2 separate regions of the Homo sapiens genome follow, and region 2 is linked to region 1. A link is a contact called in ENCODE Hi-C or POLR2A ChIA-PET data. All regions are on one chromosome and are shown on one strand. Each heading gives the region's core, a stretch centred on a gene start or an enhancer-like site at or near the end of the contact. The rest is flanking DNA. Distances are from core to core; before and after follow the strand shown. Region 1 holds the start of PPP2R2C (protein phosphatase 2 regulatory subunit Bgamma). Region 2 holds the start of LINC02481 (long intergenic non-protein coding RNA 2481).

Region 1 (5,090 bases), core at 1,539-4,038:
CAGAATTCTACCTATTATAATGATTATTATTGTTTCTTGTTCCGATCCTGCTCTCTGCATCCGCAGCACCTGAGCCCTATGCCCTGCACACACTGGCACTCGGTCTGGACCAGGCACAAGGCCAGGCCTTGGTTTGTTCATCTCAAGGTGGGGATAAGGCGTAGGTGAGCCTTCGTATGAGGTCCCAGCACACAGCAGGTGCTCAGCATCCTTTGGCTGCACGTTAGCAATGCATAGCTCTGAACGGCTCCTTCAACACCGTTGCACCTGCTCCTCACAGAAACCTCCAGACCCTGTAGGCAGGATTCACTCCCATTTTACAGATGGGGAGACTGAGCCCTGGTGAGAAGACAGACCTCAAGGTCATATAGCTCCCTGATAGAATTCAGGCCGCACAAGGGCAGGGAGTCTTTGTCCAGTCCCCAGGGATAAAACAGTGCCCGGCATGCAGCAGGTGCTCGGTAAATATCTCGTGTCTGGATGAAGGATTGGATAGCACTGCTCTGACCTCCAGAACTGTGCCGTCCCCGTTCCTGTGCCCTGCTGAGGGCTGGTGAATTTATGAAAGAAAAGGGGACGGGCAGGGTGCAGAGGGAATTAATGTTTGAAAATGTCCACCATGGCGCTTTTTACGCCTGGTCCCACAACGAGCCCTGCGCCCCATCCCACCGTCATCCCCAACGTAGAGATGAGCAAACAGAGGCTTGCTCCAGGAAGCCAGACCACAGCGAGCCTGGGAGCAGCGGGGCAACCTGCCAAGATCCGCTCTCGGCCCGAGCCAGGCCACCGAGGCACGGGCCAGCAACCCGGCGGCTTCCTCCAACCCTCTGTCGCTGCAGGCTGCGAGCAGAAACCACATCCCGGACCCACGCTGATCCCGACTCAGCCTCGCCGAAGCAGGCGACAAAGGACCGCTCTCAGCTCCCCGGGCCTCCCAAAGCCGCGGCCGGGTCAGAGCCCCACCGGCCCGGAGGCCCGGGCAGCCCTGCCCCTCTCTCGCACACACCCGGCGGCGAAGCGTGCGTGACTCAGCGGTTCTCCCGCCGGGAGCGGGCGCGGCCCCCGCAGCCTCCCTCCGCCCAGGTCCCACGCCCAGCCTCTGCCTCCCGGGCCAGGGCGCCCCGAGCCCGCCCGCGCCCGCGCTCGCGCTGCGCTCCCCGGGCCTCCGCGGGGCTCCGGCTCCGCTCGGCCTCATTTCCGGCAGAGCCAGGCTTCGAGGAGGCGGACCCAGCCGCAGGAGCCCGGTCTCCGCCGCCTGGCCCACTCGGTCTCCCTGACACAGGCACCCACGCGCACCTGCCCCGCGGGACCCGTGCCCAGGGCCCCTCCCACTGGGGCACCCACCCGGGGAATCCGCGCACACTTCTGCGGCCGGGCCGCCAGCCCGTGGGTTAGCGGCTGACAGTCCCCGCACTCGGGCAGGGCTCCAGCACAGGCGGCCCCGAGCCCAGACCTCCCGGTCCCCATCCTCCATCGGGGTCACTCCGCGGGCCCTGCCTGCGCACGGAAGCTGTCCCCACTGTTCCCCTAGCGAGGCAGACCAGGGGGCCCCCGGAAGTTCCAGGCCTGTAAGAGAGGGGCGCTGACCCACCAGCCTCGGGGGTAGGGTGGGGGTGGGGGTTGGGCTTGTAGGGCCAACTTAGGGGATTTTAAACAGGGCCTGTTTGGGATGGCATGTCCCACTTTTTTGGAAAATCCCGACAGTTAGCCCAGCTGCTCCTGTCTCAATATAACTCACCAGGAATAAAAAGGCCAGCCCCAAACCAGCCGCCTTCTCCCTCCCACTCAGGGACCCTGCCTCTGGAGGACAGGGAGGGGCCCGGGCAGGCGGGCCTCCCAGGAGGATCTGGCAATGGATTATGTTTTTTTCCCCCCGGGTCCCTCTTCTTCTCCAGGGAGAGGGCAGCCTAGAAAATTCTGCGGGCTTTGGGCAGGGCTGAAATGGCAAATCCAGGATTTAAACCATTAAATTTCCCCGAGATTTCTTCACCAGATTAGCCACAGCCGTGGCCTTTTAAAAAATTATGGTCAGGGCCGAATCAGGATGCCACCTGGCTTGGGAGAGGAAAGCTGCCTCCCGGAGGGCGGCGCGGAGGAGGGCGCTGCCCTGTGCCGGCGCTGGGCAGCGGAGGCCGGTACCCTCGGGCTCCCTCCCTCCTGGGCCCCGGGCAGGGTGGGATGGGATGGGGTGGGGTGGGGTGGGATGGGGTGGGGTGGGGTGGGGCGGGGGGACACGACACACATCGCGCGGTCCAAACCTTCGGAGGGCATTCGGTGCGACGGCATCCCCACGCCGCGGCCGGCCGGAGGGGTCTCAGACAACACGTACGTTACCTTCAGTCACATAGCTGTGGTCCCGCAGGAAGCTGTGGTTAATTTTCCGCGTGTCCGTGTCCTCGCCCATTGAAGGCCGTGCCCGGTGCTCTGGGCATGCCCCGCCGCCACACACCGATGCAATCCGCAGAGGTCGCGCCGGGCGCGCGGGCCATGCCGCCGCAGCCTAGCAGGGGCGCGGGCCGCCGGGGCCCCGAAGGGAGGGCATCGCGGCAGGGGGACGGGCGGGGGCGGCCGGGGGCGGGCGCCGCGGTCAAGCGAGCGCGCGGTGGGCGGGCGGCGGCCGCGGGTTCGGGCGGGCCGGGGCCCAGGCGCGCATCCCGGCCGGCCCGTGCGCGCTGCGTCCGTGCGCCCGGCGGCGGGGCCTGGTGCCGGTGCGCCTGGCTGCGGCGACGGCGGCGAGGGGACGCGCGCGGCGCTGCGCTGCGCCGACCAAGCCGGGGCCGAGCCGGGCTGCGCGGGCTGGGGCCGCCGCCGCCGCCGCTGTCGCAGGCCCCTCCCTCGCGCCGCCCGCTCTCCGCCCCCGCGGCCCTGCAGGTGGAGCCGGCGCCCAAGCCGAGGCTGCACCGCCGTGCTCGGGCCCTCGCGGTGGGCACCTTGGTGCTGGGTGCGCCACGGGGGAGGGAGGAAGGAGACCGCCAGCTTGCGGGGAGAGGGTGATCAGCTGAGCTTGGGGGGAGGGTACCTTGGGTGCCCAGGTGCTCCAGTTATGGGAGAGAAGGCCAAGAGCCGGGGTGCTGGGAAGGGGGCAGGAGGAGAGCAGCCTCGCAGGCAGAAGGCAGAAAGGACTAGGAAGGAAGGAGTGGGGTCGCAGTTGAAGAGGGCGCACCTGGAGAATGGGGACTCGGGGGAGGGGAAGGACACTGTCTCCCTTCATTAGTAGAAGAGGGTGGGTCGCGCAAGTTCTGGGGCCCGTTGGGAGCATTAAGTACATGTGAAGAAGCTGGTGGAGGGGGTCCAGCAGCCGACAAGGCAAAACTGGATGAAATGGCTGGAGGGGTGATTGGGCCTCCCCCAGGCAGGGCTCTGAGATCTCTCCTCATGCCCACCTCTCCTGACGAGTGAGAAAGTTAAAGAAATACAGAGCTAGGTACCTCCAAAACCAGGCTGGAAAATGCGTCCCCCTCCTCCCTTCCCTCCCTCCCCTCCAAACCCAGGGCTCTGCCAAACAGGAACCTCCCTCTGGTAATCAGCCTGGCACATAGTGGGCCCTCAAAAAATATTTGCCTCCTGTTTTGCCAAGCTGCCACCTCCTCCACCGTGACCCACCGCCTAATGAATCACAGTCCCCTGCACGGGACACAAGCCCCAGTGGGGATTCAGAGGTGTGGGTGAGGAACCATCAGCCCTCCCTAGGAGCTCAACAGAGCCTTCCTGGAAAGCGAGGGACTCTGTGGCTTGCCTGGGAGGGGTAAGTGCAGTGGGGTGACCAGAGCTGCAGGGGCTCTTGGGTCTAAGGCATCAGTGGAGCCATGCTCCAGGTGGGGGCTGGTCTGTAATGGCCTCCACTTGTTTCAAATGGTTCTGGGGGAACTCCAGACAGCTCCCCAAACTGCAGTGGAGGTAGGAGAGTCCAAAGGCGTTGGGGGCAGGGAGACTGGGGCTGTGGGAAAGACGAGGGAAGGTGATGCCGTCTCAGATTTCTTGGAGATTGAGAGGGAGTTTTTGAAGCTACAGCTTTCGTGCCTTTGAAATCCCCAGAATGGACCTATGAGGAGATGAAAGCCCCCCAGCAGCCCCACCAGCACTCTGCAGGCTGTCATGCAAGGGCTGGCCTGGGGAGAGGCCCTGGGGCCCTGCCAGCACCTGCTTTGGCAAGTGCCCTGCCCTGTTCCAGCCTCTACCTTTTCACTGTGGAACAAGCCAAAATCTCCCAGCTGTGCAGACTCCATTCAAGGACCAGGTAAATGCAAGGGCCGGAAGGATGTGCTTGTTCTTTGTCACTTTCTACCCCGTAGGAAAGTGACCGACACCCACATTGGCCCCCACCCACCTGGCATGTTCTCCTCTCTCTCTCTCACCTGTCTGCTCACATGCCCCCCACCTCACATCCTAAGGCCAGCCCCCCACTCTCTGTCCACACCCCCTCACCTCTCTAGCTGGAGCCAGCAAAATGGCTATGCTGGGAGAAAGACAGGCTGGGTTCAAGTCCTGACCACAAGGGGGCCCAGGCACAACCTCATCTGTAAAGTGGATGTGATGGCAGGAGTGGCCCCACTGGGTTGGGGTGGCCAGTCCTGCTCAGCAGGGGTCAGGCCTCCTGGGAGCTCTCTTGTTATCATGCTGAGGCCCACCCTCCCGCATGTTCCTCAGCCTCCCTCTCTGATCATGGAGAAGTCCCCTCTCCCTATCTGTCAATCCTGCCAAAACACCCACCCTATGCTGGCATCAGCCTCATCTCCCGGGATGTCCTGGACTACAATGAAAACAGCCCCACTCTGGCCTGACACAGTACATCATCCCTTTCATCAGCTTCTGAGCCATGCTGGGGACCCTGCAGTGGGTGGTCTTTCCAACCTGACTGGGCCCCAAGGCTTGCATCCATCCCCTCCTCACCCCTCACCACCCCATCCTGCCCCACCCCCACCACAAGCAGTGTCTGGGCTCCTCCACACTGTCTCCTCCATTTCCTGGAAGCCCTCCCCCTCCAGCACAACCGAGGACTCTCCCTCAGCCCCCTGCCCACCCCCCACCTCCACTAAATCACACAATCTGCTGCTTCCTCATCTGTATCTGCACACAGCCCTGCCCCCGCT
Region 2 (5,090 bases), core at 1,141-3,640, 220 kb after region 1:
GGACAGGATGAACCAGTCACACAGCTCCTCTCCAAAGAGCTCCCAGCAGAGAAGGCAGCTGGGAGCGAGGAAGGAGGGAGCAGCAGGTGCTTCGAGCGCCACTGGGTGGCCGACACCTGCCAGGCACCTCACACGCTCCGCTGCAGTTCATCCTGCACTTTACTTACCCTTGAGTCCCCCTATCTCTGATCATTGTCACTGGTTCCTAGGAAACTGACACTCGGGTCACAAAACTTGTCCAAGGTGTCACAGAACAAATAAAGGACAAAGCCAGGGACCAAACTAAAGTCAACCTCTGCCTTTCTACAATGCCAGGCTGCTCACCGTCAAGCAACTTGGCGGTGTCACCGAACTCTGCACCGGTGTACTGAGGTGAACAGCATCCCCCAAAATTCATGTCCTTCCCAGGACCTCAGAATCCAGCCTTCTTTGCAAATCAGATCATTGTGAAAGTTCTAAGTTAAAACGGGGTCATGCTGGGGTAGGGAGGGTCCTTAATTCAATATGACTTGTGTCCTTCTGAGACACAGAGGCACATGGGGGGCCAAGTGACAACAGAGGCAGCGATTGGAGTGCAGGGCCACAGGCGGAGGAAGGCCGCCAACCACCGGAGCTGGGGACGGGCAGGGAACAGAGTCCTGCTCTGAGGCCCCAGAAGGAGCAACCCTGATGACGCCTTCATTTCTGCCTTCTCGGCTCCAGAACCAAGAGGGAGCCCATTGCTGGTGTTTTCGGCCCTCCAGTTTGTGGTGATTTGTTCCACAGCCCCTAAAAAACAAATACTACCGGTTGGGAATACTCAGTCACCAGCAACAAGAATCCCCACAGCGTCTCCACGTGGCTGCACGTAGCCGAGGGAGATCACGCCCAGGATTCCTGCAGGAAGAAAGCAGACGGCTGAGAGCCTCCTCTTTGTATTCGGCAAGACCAGGCTCCGTAGCCCTCAGGGAAACATTCGACCACAACTGTGGTGTGTGGGCCCCGCTGTTTGCTAGAGAGCCTGAGAGATGAGTCATTGGTTTCTAGCCTGGAGAAAGACGCCTGCGAGGCGAGACTGTCAGGGTCTCTGCCGCCCTCCCCAGGAGCTGTGTCCCTGAGGTGAGACGCCACCCCTGCCCTCACAGCTACCCGGTGCATGACCCCTGTGTCCAGCCTGTCCCTGAGAAACTGATTTCCTCACCTCTCTCAGCCTCCTCCCTCATCAAATATTTGTCGGAGGCATTATCAAGGATCAAACCGGTTTGATCCAGTGCAGTGCAGGAAACGCGGGCAGGGTGGAGGGGCCTGGGCTTGTTGACCAAGTTCCTCGCTGTGAGCCTCGGTTTCCCCTTCTGCAAAGTGTGGAGATCTCATCAGGTGATGAGTGAGGCCCCTCCTCCTCCTTCAGTTTCCTGCTCCTGCCCAGGCCTCCGCCAGCTCCCAGTGTCCTTGGGCGAGTGCTGCGGGGACCCTGAACCGCACATGGCTGGGGGCTCCTCACCCTGCAGCCCCTCACTGCCTCACCGTGCACATCCGCGTCTCACACCAGCGGCCATGTGGGCCTCAAAAGGGCAAACCTGACGGTGCCTCTTGTGGCTGATAACTCTCCAGACCATTGACCTGGCACAACAGGATCACCTGGGAGGTGCTGGGCCAGCCCAGCCACTGAACGGGCAGCTCTGCCTGGGTGCGGCCCAGCAAGAGCTAGTTCTTAAAATCACCTAGGAGCTCGGACGTGTGGCTGGCTCTGCGAGGCCCAGAACTACAGGATCAAGCCCCTGAGGGGCCTTCCCTGGTTGGTGCCCTCCTCCCCCTCCAGCCCATCTCCACCCTGGACCCCCGCTGCCCATCCCAACTTCTTGATTCCCCAGAGCACTGACTGGTTGTTTGTGCCTTGTTCCTCACTGTCCCACATCCCAAGGCACCGACTCCTCCAAGCCTGCCTCCCACTCCACTCCCACTTCACTCTCCCCATGCCCTTCCCGGGCATGAGTTCCTCCACCCCCCAGCACAGGCCCCGCCCTCCTCCTGGCCTCTCTGCTTCTCCCCTTCCCAGTCACCTCTTCCTTGCCACCTCCTCCATGCACATGGCGCCCTCTGTGGCTGGTACTCCCTGACACCAGGATCCCAGCCTCGTTCATCGTGCATCCCCCAGCCCAGCACAGGGACTGGAGAGCTTGGATCAACTTACAGCTCCCACCTGCTTGGGCCGGTGCTGGATCCTGGGCTACACTCGAGGGGCCGTCTGTCGCATCTGCTGAGCACAGATGTCTGGAGAAGGCCCCATCTGATCCAGATTCCAGAGGACAGAGGAGTCACTTCCAGAGCTGTTCCCATGACACTCAGGACAGGCTGGGCAGGCCAAGCCTCACCTGCCCCACTGCATAGCTTGTGTTTTCCTGAAACCTCCTGATCCCCACCTGGGCCCGACTGACTGGGGATGTCTCCTGCCTGCCCATCTCCGTGGTGATAGGGCGGCCTTGCCGAAACAAGGCCACATCCTGGCCTTCCCGGGGGTTGACTGCTGGGCCCCTTCCTGTCAGCGGTTGCTCTTTACCCTGGTTAACATGTAGAAGCTCGTGGTTCGAGCTCTTCATCTGGCCTCTTTTTTTTTTTTTTTTTTTGAGACAGAGTCTGGCTGTCGCCCAGGATGGAGTGCAGTGGTGCGATCTCAGCTCACTGCAACCTCCACCTCCCAGGCTTAAACGATTCTCCTGCCTCAGCCTCCCGAGTAGCTGGGATTACAGGCACGCGCCACCATGCCTGGCTAATTTTTGTACTTTTAGTAGAGACAGGGTTTTGCATGTTGGCCAGGCTGGTCTCGAACTCCTGATCTGAAGTGATCCACCTGCCTTGGCCTCCCAAAGTGCTGGGATTACAGGCGTGAGCCACTCCCAGCTGCCTCAAGGGCAACTCCCCGCATGGCAATAATCACGACCCCTACAGCAACATTCCTGAATAAAGTCAGAATAATTTTCTCTTTAACTGGTCCTCTGACTCAGAGGTCTGTGTTGAACCCTTTCTTGGAAAATGCCACCTCCCTCCTGAGAAGAGTCTCCAAGGGGGCTTGTCCTCAGAGTTACCCAGGTGAGCTACTCCAGCAGGGGCAGCCCTGGTGGTTTGGTGACACTCCAGTGGCCTGAACGGGTGGGGGAGTGCAGCAGTTTCCACCCGATGGATGTCCTGATCCTTCCTCCCACAGCGGTGAAAGATTAAAGTGAATAGTCGGGCATGGTGGAGCGCCCCTGTAGTCCCAGCTACTGGAGAGGCTGAGGTGAGAGGATCACTTAAGCCCAGGAGTTGGAGGCTATAGTGAGCTGTGATTGAGCCACTGCACTCCACCCTGGGTGAGAAAGCAAGACACTGTCTCTAAAAGTAAATAAATGGGGCCAGGCACGGTGGCTCATGCCTGTAATTCCAGCACTTTGGGAGGCCGAGGTGGGCAGATCACTTGAGGTTAGGAGTTCAAGACCAGCCTGGCCAACATGGTAAAACCCCATCTTTACTAAAAATACAAAAATTAGCTAGACAAGGTGGTGCATGCCTATAATCCCAGCTACTCAGGAGGCTGAAGCAGGAGAATCACTTGAACCAGGAGGCAGGGGTTGCAGTGAGCCAAGATCGTGCCACTGCACTCCAGCCTGGGTGATAGAGCGAGACTCCGTCTCAAAAAATAAATAAAAATAAATAAATAAATAAAAATTTTAAAACAAAGTGATGACCGGACTGGCCAACATGGTGAAACCCCCAAAAAATTAGCCTGGTGTGGTGGTACATGCCTGTAGTCCCAGCTACTCGGGAGGCTGAGGCTGGAGAATCACTTGAAACCGGGAAGTGGAAGTTGCAGTGAGCCGAGATCACACCACTGCACTCCAGCCTGGGCAACAGAGTGAGACTCCATCGCAAACAAACAAACAAACAAACAAAAAATATATGTGTGTGTATATCTATATATATATGTGTGTGTATATACATATGTGTGTGTGTATATATGTGTGTGTGTATATATGTGTGTATACATATATGTGTATATATGTGTATATATATGTGTGTGTGTGTGTGTGTATATATATATCTATATAACGCAGTGAATGCCCTTCCTGAGGAGCACTGCCTCTGGGGTAGGGAGCCTCCTTCTCTCTCCCACTTCTCTGGCTGGGGTGGTATGATGGTGGCCTGTGCTGTGCGACCTTATCCCAAGAGGGAACTGCCCAGCTCAGGAGTGAGCAGAATGGACCTGTCCCTGCTCCCCAAGGGGTCACCAGTGGGGCCAGTCTGAGCCTCCACTGCAGGACACCTGGGCAGAGGCAGTGTGTTCTGAGAAAGCCGGCTCTTGTGAGACCTGCTGCTGCCATCGTGCACCAAGGTTTTTCTATGTTGAGCCACAGCCCCGTGGGGAGAGTCTCGGCCCATGTGCTGGTGGAGGCTGTGTTGGGAGAGGTTAGGGAACTTGCTGGAGGCTGACACTCTGGAAGATCTCTGCTGAGAGAGAGGCCTTTGAGTGTGGGCCTACTTTGACCGGGGCAGGATGTGAACACAGGCCCCTACCTCCATGCTCTCCAGGACTCGCTCAGCCTCCCAAGCACAGACCCTCTGAGTACCTCCGCTATAGAGACGGGGAGGGGTGTGACTGTCCCTGACTCTGCCCAGAGTCCCAGGAGCCTTTGTGCCGTCTAAGCCCTGTGGGTGATTTGGGTTTGGTAAGTGCCGGGGCTCAAAAAACAACACCCCAACGTGGAAGCCTCAGAAACAAAAGTTTCTCTGTCCTGCTCCCACCCTCCTGTCTCCAGCTCCTCCTCCTCTGAGAGGCTTCCCCAAACCCTGCCATAAAACCCAGAAATATGACTCCAGTTCTCCACTCCCTCCCCTTTCTGTGTAGAAACCAGCCTAAAGAAACCCTCTGGCCTGCTTTATTTGACTGTAGGTCATAAGAGCTCCATTCCAGAAAGAGTCCTGCCCCACACCTAGAAGGAAGGAGAGCTGCTCAGAGAGGCCCCAGGGAATCTGACTCAACAGGCCCTACCAGGCTCTCCTCTTGGTCTGTGAGCATCCAGCCTTACTTTTGTATCCAATCATATTTCCATACTTCGCTGAACTGTGTTTATGGATAG

The links. A loop is a pair of places that touch in the nucleus more often than their neighbours do. ChIA-PET counts read pairs that join two places held with the same protein, here RNA polymerase II (POLR2A). Pooled maps may share reads with other maps.
Region 2: a pooled map shows a loop between it and region 1 (6-fold over the local background). The contact joins the promoter of LINC02481 here to the promoter of PPP2R2C in region 1. A Hi-C loop is called at or near these places in 2 of 50 pooled maps. POLR2A ChIA-PET finds 5 or more read pairs at or near these places in 2 of 52 experiments (K562 and Panc1).

Annotation. Positions count from the first base shown.
Region 1 is chr4:6,469,826-6,474,915 of GRCh38, forward strand. PPP2R2C (protein phosphatase 2 regulatory subunit Bgamma) reads right to left here and starts at 2,789. Exons shown (of 9, transcript NM_020416.4): 1 at 2,335-2,789. The coding sequence starts at 2,404. RefSeq lists an enhancer at 268-1,098.
Region 2 is chr4:6,688,129-6,693,218 of GRCh38, forward strand. LINC02481 (long intergenic non-protein coding RNA 2481) reads right to left here and starts at 2,391. Exons shown (of 3, transcript NR_147207.1): 1 at 2,171-2,391; 2 at 1,181-1,331; 3 at 1-768. RefSeq lists enhancers at 461-1,660, 662-1,409, 4,434-4,971.